Linked DNA regions of Homo sapiens: region 1 is linked to region 2. A link is a loop called in an ENCODE intact Hi-C map of the cell type or tissue named here. Cell type or tissue: PC-9. All regions are shown on one strand. Each heading gives the region's core, and the rest is flanking DNA. Links, peaks and the distances in the headings are about the cores only. Region 1 overlaps TMCC1-DT (TMCC1 divergent transcript). Region 2 overlaps TMCC1 (transmembrane and coiled-coil domain family 1).

Region 1 (5,384 bases), core at 187-5,186, 250 kb before region 2:
TTACCATGTCGGTCAGGCTGGTCTTGAACTCCTGACCTCAAGTGATATGCCCATCCCGGCCTCCCAAAGTGCTGGGATTACAGGCATGAGCCACTGGGCCCAGCCGAGAAATTCAAAGTCACTAGTATATGATAGTTTTCTATACAACAGTTGTTTGTCTTACTTTCATGGAAATAAAATTCTTTATGGCAGTTTCAATGCTTCCTTGCTCCCACATATGATGATTACTAGATGTAACAGTCTTTTTTGGTCACTCTAGACCTTAATTCGTTTCTACTAACTTTTATTTGGTGAAGCTACATTCTTTCCTGGTTACCCATATTAGCAAAGTGAAATACACACTGAGAGACACAAAGTATTTGGAAATGTGATAAATTATTGCTGCAGGCCTGCTGCAGTGGCTCACACCTATAATCCCAGCATTTTGGAAGGTTGAGGCAGGAGGATTGCTTGAGTCCAGGAGTTTGAGACCAGCCTGGGCAACATAGTAAGACTCTGTCTCTATGAAAATAAATAAATAGGGTGGGCGCGGTGGCTCACGCATGTAATCCCAGCACTTTGGGAGGCCGAGATGGGCGGATCACGAGGTCAGGAGATTGAGACCATCCTGTCTAACGTGGTGAAACTCCGTCTCTACTAAAAATACAAAAAAAAAAAAAATTTAGCCGGGCGTGGTGGCGGGCGCCTGTAGTCCCAGCTACTCAGGAGGCTGAGGCAGGAGAATGGTGTGAACCCAGGAGGTGCAGGTTGCAGTGAGCCGAGATGGCGCCACTGCACTCCAGCCTGGGTGACAGAGAGAGACTCTGTCTCAAAAAAATAAATAAATAAATAAATAAATAAATAAATATACAATTATTGCTGCAAAGACATTGCAATACTTCAGCAGAAGTTACTCCAGATCTTAACAAACAACGTTTTTAGTTTCTCTCTGTTCATTTCCCATCAATATCATCATTAACTGAAATTAGTCAATTTCAGTTATAAATTTTTAATAGCTGTTGAAGTTCATATTTCCTGTAATTCTTCAAGTTACATATGTCATCTAGTCCAGTGATTTTCAAACTGTGATATGCAAATGAATTGCCTGGGGGTCATGTCAAAATGAAGACTCTGACTGAGCTGATCTGGAGTGGGGCTGAGATTCTGCACACCTAAAGAGCTCCCAGGTGATGCTGATGCTGCTGTTCCAGGAGCACATTTTAAATAGTAAGGATCTTGATTAGAAGACTGAAAAGGGCATTATTTTCTTTCAGTATTGTAAACTTTTATTTTTAGGGTGATATTGCACTTTCTGGCCAGGCGCGGTGGCTCACGCCTGTAATCCCAGCACTTTGTGAGGCCAAGGCAGGCGGATCACCTGAGGTCGGGAGTTTGAGACCATCCTGGCTAACATGGTGAAACCCCATCTCTACTAAAAGCACAAAAATTAGCTGGGCGTGGTGGTGGGCCCCTGCAGTCCCAGCGACTCGGGAGGCTGAGGCAGGAGAATTGCTTGAATCTGGGAGGTGGAGGTTGCAGTGAGCCGAGATCACACCACTGTACTCCAGCCTGGGTGACAGAGAGAGACTCCATCCAAAAAAAAAAAAGAAAAAGAAAAAACAATGACATTGCAGTTTCCAATGTAGAATAAAAAAGAAATTGATTTTAAAATTTAGTTTTGGAACATAGATGGGCTGAGGGATTTGCAATTGAAATCCCCTTTTTCTAATATTCTCTATGCAGGAGAAATTGAAAGGAATGTCAAGAGACTCTGCAATTTATTTTAAACTCAGTAATCTATCTTTTTGTAAGCATTATCACTTAGCTTTCCTTTGAAGAATTTCTTAGGCCAGGCGCAATGGCTCATGCCTGTAGTCCCAGCACTTTTAGGAGGACAAGGCAGGAGGATTGCTTGAGGCCAAGAGCTTGAGATCTTGTCCCCAAAAATATATATTTTTTAAGAAAGGTAAAAAATGAATTTCTTAATCCCTCTGAGGTTTTTGAGAGCATTATGTACATTAAAATTTTTTGACATTGCATTTTGATTTTTCTCTGTCATTTTGTTTAAACCATCAGTTTTACTTAAAGCATCATACCAGGTCAGTACTTAGCTAATAAATTTAGACATATGTTTGAAAGTAGAACTTTTGCTGGTATTTTAGAATGTGTATTCTTTATTAACCATCATCACAAAAAAGAGCATTGCATGCTGTTTGTAATTGTGTTTTTACTGGTGAGACACAGTAGAGACAGAGCCTGGCTTTGGTTCACCCCCATTAGAGCATTCCCACACATCACAAAACCCACACCATTACCTCGCTGCTAATAGTCTTTTTACTTAAAGAATTCCAGGAACTGGCTTTAGGAGCTAACCAAGGTTGCAGAGTGTCCCACCTCAGAAAGGAATGCTGCTGGACAATTGATTTATAGTCTTGTTGTCACAGGCCAGACTACCAGGTGGCCCATTACTCAAGATAACCATCACAACTGGATATGCTGACCTGCTACCCTACCCCTCACATTGTTTGCCTTGCCCAGCCTGTGTACACTCTACTTCTGATGTCAGTTCTGTACTTTGCCTAATAAAAAAGTCCTACCTGTTCTTTTATAGGTGGAGTCTGTCAGGGAATACTCTCTCTCTCTCTCTCTCTGTCTCTCTCTATCTCTCTTTCTCTCTCGTTCTGCCTCCCTTATGGCTGGACAAAAGCTCCAGTGAAGCTTTGAGAAAACTCTTTTGGCCTCATGTCAATGTTCTATTGCATTGAGAGCCCAAGAACCCATGGTCAGTTGACACGGGCATGGCAGTCTCAACTCGATTTTCCTGTCACACGTTTAACAGTGGTTTCAAATTTATATCCAGTGTGTTTTCAATATACCCAAACATTTAACTGAAGCTTTTGGTAGATGTATAGTTCTTTTTTTTTTTCTTTCTTTCCCCAAGATGGAGTCTGCTCTGTTGCTCAGGCTGGAGTGTTGCAGTGAGCTGAGATCGTGCCACTTCACTCCAACCTGAGCAACAGAGCAAGATCCTGTCTCAAAAAAAAAAAAAAAAAAAAGCAAGCAAGCAAGCAAGCAAGCTTTAAGGTGGGCATAGTGGTATGTGTCTGTAATCCCAACTACTCAGGAGGCTGAGGAAGGAAGATTGCTTGAGGACAGGGGTTCAAGACCAGCCCAGGCAACATGGTTAGATCTCCCCCTCATCTCAAATAATAATAATGATGCTTTAGAAAAGGAATATAGAATGATACAGAATATACCATTCTATATTTTATGGTGTATATATACATATATATATTTTTTATTCAAGGATTTCCTATTGCACCATGTTGTCATATTTCTAGCTTCTTGAATTATTTTTGTCTGGTTCAGTTTTTGTAAGTAGTTTACTAAAATTTAAAAATAATCTTTCTCCAGTTGTGACAAAAATCTCCCAAAAATGTTCACATATAGAAGTATTTGAGTTTAGAAAATCACAACTCTAACCATAATCATCTGCACTATATGCCTCGCATCAGGTAATGTGTCTAAAATAATAAGTAACATTTAGCATTTCTGACCTTATCCCAAAGTATTTTAATAGTATCTGTTAATGTTTTAATTAATGGGTTTTGTATTGCATCTCCTGGATAACAAAGTAGAGTAGATTTTTGGTGATAACATTTGATTTCTGATAAATATTCTGCATTGATATTACCAAATGTTGCCAAATTAATATTCTGATTTTTATACTGCTGAGACTAGCTCAGTCGTGGAGACCCTAACCCAGCAGCACTAGAGGAATTAAAGAAACACACACACACACACACACACACACACACACACAGAACTATAGAGTGTGGAGTGGGAAATCCAGGGGGCTGACAGCCTTCAGATCTGAGAGCCCCAAACAGAGTTTAACCCACATATTTACTGACAGCAAGCCAGTGATAACCATTGTTTCTATAGATTACAGATTAACTAAAAGCATTCCTTACAGGAAACAAAGGGATGGGCCAAAACAAAAGGATGGGTTGGGCTAGTTATCTGCAGCAGGAACATGTCCTTAATGCATAGATCACTCATGCTATTGTCTGTGGCTTAGGAACGCCTTAAGCAGTTTTCTGCCCTGGGTGGGCCAGGTGTTCCTTGCCCTCATTACAGTAAACCCACAACCTTCAGGGTGGGTGTCATAGCCATCACGAACATGTCACAGTGCTGCAGAGATTTTGTTTATGGTCAGTTTTGGGGCCAGTTTATGGCCAGATTTGGGGGCCTGTTCCCAACATGTTCCCCCTTTTTGTTTTTGCAAGATGATAAATGCAAAGGTGGCTTTATCATGGTGAGCTACTTCTTGCAGGAGTCGGGAGCTGCAGACTATACAAAGACAAACAACACAGATTAAAAGCACCATCATCATTGAAATCACAGAGCTTCCAAGTGTTTTTATCTATTTTAATGGGTTACTACCTGCTAATCTGTCTACACTCCTTCAAGCACTCCTATTTCTGGCATTAAGGTCAGGTGTGCCTGGGATGCTTTAAATATTTGTTCTTTTAATTTTGCAATATCCAAAGACAAGTTTGTAGAGTGTCCTTCTAGATGCTTTTTTACTCTCTCCCAAATTTTGATCTTATTAAGAGCCATTAATAGTTTCCACAAATCCTTATGTTAAGCTCCTAGAGCGGGCCATATCATTTGAGGTTGAGGTGCCACTATACCACCATGTTTTCAAATAATAGGAACTCTTGCCATACTTCTTACCATTTCTACCATTTGACCATTTTGTTCAGACCAGCTGAACATAGTGTGGCTGTGGCACACAGACTGACAGGTGCAATTCAAGCTAAACATCCCCTTAGGGGACCAATCAATAATGATTCCACGGGAATTGTTGCACAGCACCTCTGCCTGTTTTGCAATGCAATCTTCCCAAACAAATACATTCATTATTTCTAGCCAGGTCCAATTCTGTTTACAAATAGGTTTTTGAGGGCAGTATACCTCAATTACAGGAGCAGATTTATTATGGTAAATACGGAGACCAGAAAGCATGTGTAACTGTGTCATAGAGTGATTACATCCAGGCATTATTGCCAGCCAAGATTGATAAATACGCCCAATAAGTATAATTGTCCTCTGTGCCAGCCCTTGTTGAAGGAATACTCATGGCAATGGTGATCACCACTATCATAGCTATCATTAAATTACTCATTGTGACTGGTTGTCCCACTTTCCTTAGGTTTTCTTCTGCCATCTGTGACAGCTTCTTGATCTGTCCCCAGGTAGGTGGCTGCGTTCGATGGGTGTTGCTCGTGACAGTTGGGGTCCCCCTCAGCGTCAGTCTCAACATGGCTGCAACCAGGGGATCCTCGGGATCCTCCCAGAATCTATTCCTCAGCATCAGGCTCATGATAAGGTTTCAGGTG
Region 2 (5,384 bases), core at 274-5,273:
GCTCAGTGGGGTTTTAAAAGTTGCCAGAGGTCACTCAGTAAGTGGTAAAGCCAGGATTCAAAACCCAGTTTTGTCTGACTTCAAATTCAGTGTTATTTTCATACCAGGATGATTTTTTTCAAAGCTCAATCCCGAAATCTATATGGTTGAAAGCCTAGCTCTCTGAAGCATTAGATGCATTGGCAGTGGGTATTAGGCCTATCCCAAGTTGAAGTAAATGTTTACTAAAAGTTGAGTCACTGTTTTTAACATATTTTATAAAAATGCTATGAATATGCAAGCTCTGGAAAGTTTCCTAGGCCAGTACAGCAGTGTAAATAAATAGGTGAAACCTTCTTAAGGAAATCCCTACTTCGGTCATTATTTCCCCTTCTCAGAATCCCTTCTCAATAATGTCCTTCGCTTAATGTGTTTCCATTGCTGTCTACCCAAGTGAGTAGCTCCAAGTGAAGATAGTTGCCCAAGACCATCTGCCTAACTCTGGAATAATCAGAAGCATTCCAAAGCCTATAGAGCACAGTCTCTCTCTCTTCACCCACATAATTGTACCATGACTGACACATTATTTTTTCATTGCCCACATGCACTTAGCCCAGGAAGCCATTGTAGCAGAGCTTGGATCTGAACTCCACCTCAGCCTTTGACTAGTGACTAGGTATTGAGTTTTACCATTGTGCATTCAGCTATGAGTGAGATCATGTATTTGGGGAAGGCAGGAGACAAGGTTTAGAAATTTTTTTAAGTGATGAGACCTGTGCCAACTTCAGATTCTTGTCCAGTTAGTTTCTTCATCCCATGTTTTGTTAGTGGCAGCTGGGTTCACAGTACTTCAGAAGTAGAAGGGACCCTTAGATATCTAGATTAATCTTATTTACAGTTGAGAACACTGAAGCTCAGAAAGATAAAGTGACTTTTGCCAGGTCACACAGTAAAATGGTTTTACATATATTTAATTTGCTGCTAGAAACTGAGGATTAGTTTTGTTCCTGTAGTGAGTGTAAATATATTAATAGGCTACCAAAAGGAAAAGTTCAGCTGTGGCAAAATGTACTGAAAATAAGAGAGAGCTAGGAAAACATTAATTGAGAATTTTGCTGGTTTCTTTGGTAGTTTTTTTCTTAGGGGATCTGGCCTGGAATCCTACTGAGCTACTGTAGCCTGTATAAAGCAGTGTCATGTAGGGCAGGCTAAAAACCCCCCAGGTGTTGATGAGCATTAATGCCATTTTGAAAGCTTGTATTTGAAGGGGATTACTGTCCATTGGAAATCGGCTTCTGAGAAAGTTTGTATTAAACCCGGGGATATTTTAAATTGCACTGAGTCATAAGAGCAAAAATACAGGAGACAGTCACCCTGAGCAGTTGTCACATGCAGTAGAACAGTTAGTAACTAGGCTGACCCAATTAGGCACAGGCTGTTAGAGTTCTAACTAAACAAATGGTTGTTTAAATATAATTTTAGTTGATTTGACCATCATTGGACATAACCCAATGATGTATGCTCAGATGTATGCTCAGAGGTACCTGTTTTAGCCCCTTTATTCTATGTGTGAGACCTGTCAACTGAAAAGTGATCTGAGAATCTCCAGACGATATGTAGGCTAGATTTGGACAATAAGTTTGAAATAGAAACTGAGGGTACTGAATCAAATTAGCCCTTCATTTATGAGAGAAGCAAAATCCCAATTAGGAAATATGACGTATACAATCTTCCATAAAAGAGATTTATGGGTGAGCTCATCCCAGTTTAGCGTTTAGCCGCTAAAGAGGAATGGAGGGGATTAATTAATTAACCCTTATTCCTTGGAGTGGACAAACTTGAATTTGCTTGCCAGCTCTGAGTAGATTACATAACTCATCTGAGCCTCAGTTTCTCCCTCTGTAAAAATGTAATGATATTTATTGTACATGGTTGTTGAAGTTATTAAAGGAGATAACATATATGGAAGTACCTAGTGTGATGTTTGGTTTAGAGTAGGAGCTCAACAAATGCTCCCTCCTCCTCCATTTTTTCTAGGGGAATACAAAGATCTGGGTTGTGCCAGAATGTTAGAAAGCTGTCATTACCAAGTCTGCAAGTTGCCCAGAAAGCCCCTCTAGTTTTTATTTATTTCCTGTATTATTTAGATATTTACTGTTTTCTTGTCATTAAGATAATTCATTGCCTACCCTTGAAATATTGTGGGGGACTGATATCTTTTTCCCTTTTCAGCTGAAGGCTAGTTCAGTGTTTTTTAGCTTCTTTTCAGGCTTCAACACAAAAAAGGTAACAAAAGGTAAGGAGAAAAAAATCCACTCTCCCCAATTCAGCTAGGAACCTATTCAAACTCCCACCGCAAGTCATACTCCCTACCCCAACTGTGTCTCTCTACTCTGGTCAAACACTGGCAGAAGCTATTTTGGGTCTCTGGTATGCATTTGGGAAATAGTCCATTCTTCTCCCATAGTTGCCTGTGGGTGTTTTTCCTGGGACCTAGTTCTTCCTGTTTCTCTCAATACCTGCTCCACAAGTTTCTTCAGCTATCCTGTGCTAGTGACCTATTGCCGAACTAGGGAAGCACCATTGGTTCTCAGAGATGGCTCCAAACTTTTGAGCCACACCCAAAGAGGAATGCTTCAGGTCAAAGCATTCCCAGGCTGTGTACTCACCCAGGCTCCCATTCATCAGTAATTTGACACAAAAGGCCCCTGGCTCATCTCTGATCTAGGAAGTTGACTACTGTGTTGACCTAGTGACCAAAACACTTTCAAGTTTAGTATTTATTTATGAATTATTTACCTACGACAAAATCTTGATGTGTTTAATACTTTGTAGATAGAACAGGTTTTGCTTCCAGTGGGGGATGAATTTCATCTACCAAAATATGATACTTGCTTTTAGAAAAAATAATCTTACAGTGCAAAGGCTTTCTGTTTGCTGATAGTTAAGCTCATGCCATATTTAAGTGTCCAGGTTCTCTTTGGGTTGTAACAATTTAGGAAGGACCTTGAGTAAAAATCCTTAAAATAAGATTATTAATCTCATGCTACTTGTAATCCAAGCGGAGGTGCGTGAACATCATTTGCCAGCCAAAATCACACATAGTCATGTGCTGAATAATGACATTTTGATCAACAACATATAAGACAGTTGTTTCATAAGTTTATAATGCTGTTTTTGTTTTGTTTTGTTTTTTTGAGATGGAGTCTCACTCTTGCCCAGGCTGGAGTGCAGTGGTACAGTCTCGGCTCACTGAAACCTCTGCCTCACGGTTTCAAGCAATTGTCGTGCCTCAGCTTCCAAGCAGCTGGGATTACAGGCATGCACTACCAAGCCTGTAATGCCATATTTTTAGTGTGCCTTTTCTATGTTTAGATATGTCTAGATACACAAACACTATTGTATTACAGCTGTCTGCAGTTGCCTATGGTACAGTAACTTGCTGTACAGCTTTGTAGCCTAGGAACAATTGACTGTACCATACAGCCTAAGTGTATCATAGGCTGTACTATCTAGATTTGTGTAAGTACACTGTATGGTGTTCACATAGTGATAAAATAACGTAACAACTCATTTCTCAAGATGTGTCCCCATCATTAAGTGAGGCATGACTGTTCTTGTATGATTAAGAACCTCCCACCCACCCACCATCTCCTCTGCCCCGATTTGTGTCTGGAGAGTTCTATTTAGCATCCTGTAAAGGGGTTAAAATTCCTTAAAGCAGAGTTCTAGGTTTAAAAAAAACCCAAGACTTTCACATATGAAAGTCTATAAAACATGTATCTTCCCTTTTTCTCCCCTACTGTTTGGCTTGGTGTTAATATTTAATGAGAAGATAGAGGTATTTGTACCTGGTTTCTCCATTTTAGAATTTAGACAGGAAGTAAACACTAGAAAATAAAGTGTGCTAAGAAGATTATAATATTAGTAATGGGGATAGTGGGAAGTCAGTGGGAACTAGAATACAGGTTTTTTTTTCCTTTCGTTATTTGCATTTCATTAACAATACAGAATTTTTTTGTCTTCTCTTTGAGACAAGGTCTTACTCTGTCACCCAGGCTGGAGTGCAGTGGCACAGTCTCAGCTCACTGCACCTCTGCCTTCCATGCTGAAGCAGTCCTCTCACCTCAGCCTCCCAAGTAGCTGGGATTACAGGCACATGCCACCACACCAACCTGATTTTTTTTGTATTTTTAGTAGAGACAGGGTTTCACCATGTTGCCCAAGCTGGTCTGAAACTCCTGGGGTCAAGCAATTTGCCCAGTCAAAAAGTTTTTAAAAAGACAATAATCTAATAACAGGCACAAGCCAATTGGTTCAGATCCTTATTAAACCTCACTACTAACTAGGGAGTCACTGCATCCTTCTGGGACTCCTGTTTTTGTTTGTGGGTTTTTCTGTTTGTTTGAGACAGGTTCTTGCTCTGTCACCCAGACTGGAGGGTAGTGACACAGTCTCGGCTCACTGCAGCCTTGACCTCTCGGGCTCAAGTGATCCTCCCACCTCAGCCTCCTGAGTAGCTGGGACTGCAGGTGCATGCCACTATGCCCAGCTAATTTTTGTATTTTTTGTAAAGACAGGGTTTTGCTATTTTGCCCAGATTGGTCTCCATGTTTGTCTGTTTCATCTGCTGAGATCATTCTACTTACCCAAATGCTGCTTTGCTATTTAGCTGCTTGCTAACAAAGCATTATCTCTGTGAACAATAGTTACATTTTCTTATTTGGGAAGACTCAGCTTGAGAAGAACTTGCTGTTAATTTCCCATGTAACTGTGAATAAATTGTTCAACCTCTAAAGGACTTTATTTTCTGTAAGAGCATGGTGAGGATTAGCAGTTTCTATATAACTCTTTTTGGAGATTTGAAAAAATTAGATAAAATTTACTTGAGCTGGGCACAATGGCACAGGTCTGTAGTCCCAGCTACTCAGGAGGCTGAGATGGGAGGATCACTTGAGCCCAGGAGTTTGAGGCTGCAGTGCACCATGATTATGCCTCTGAATAACCACTGTACTCCAGCATGGACAACATAGTGAGACTCTGTCTCTAAAATAAAAAAATAAAAATTACTTGAGACACCTTTCCTCACACACATACATAGGTAGATAGTTTCACCAGTACAAAGGAAAGTTTGGAAATGGCCAGTGCATGGAACTATTTGAATTATCTGGCAAACTTGAGCCAGGGAAATGGCAGGAACCTAGATGTATGAAATAAGAAGTAAAAGAGGCTTGTATCTAGGATTGAGGAGGATGGAGTGTGTGCCCAGTAAACCCATTTCTGTGATGTCATAGGAAAAACATCATAAATATACTGAAAACAGTGAAAATGTCAAAATATATAAAATTGGGAAAGTGGACATAAAGAAATGAAGACTTAAGGCCATGGACAGTGGCTCATGCCTG

The links. Peaks named below come from ENCODE experiments on the same cell type or tissue, not always from the same donor. Only the 100,000 strongest peaks of a DNase experiment are listed, where the experiment ranks them.
Region 1: it touches region 2 in a loop (10-fold over the local background); 3 of 110 quality-filtered maps call a loop at or near these places.

What each region holds. Positions count from the first base shown.
Region 1 is chr3:129,905,662-129,911,045 of GRCh38, reverse strand. TMCC1-DT (TMCC1 divergent transcript) reads right to left here. Exons shown (of 3, transcript NR_037893.1): 3 at 2,134-5,384. Among named protein-coding and RNA genes, the nearest start is that of TMCC1-DT, 14 kb to the right of the region's middle. RefSeq lists silencers at 3,953-4,153, 4,263-4,463. In PC-9, for the core only: no CTCF peak of the experiment used is centred there; a DNase peak (open chromatin) is centred at 2,465; H3K4me3 peaks cover 516 bases; H3K27ac peaks cover 1,578 bases.
Region 2 is chr3:129,660,428-129,665,811 of GRCh38, reverse strand. The region is part of intron 5 of TMCC1 (transmembrane and coiled-coil domain family 1); the gene reads left to right. Among named protein-coding and RNA genes, the nearest start is that of PLXND1, 56 kb to the right of the region's middle. In PC-9, for the core only: no CTCF peak of the experiment used is centred there; DNase peaks (open chromatin) are centred at 581, 1,251 and 2,521; H3K4me3 peaks cover 1,974 bases; H3K27ac peaks cover 4,836 bases.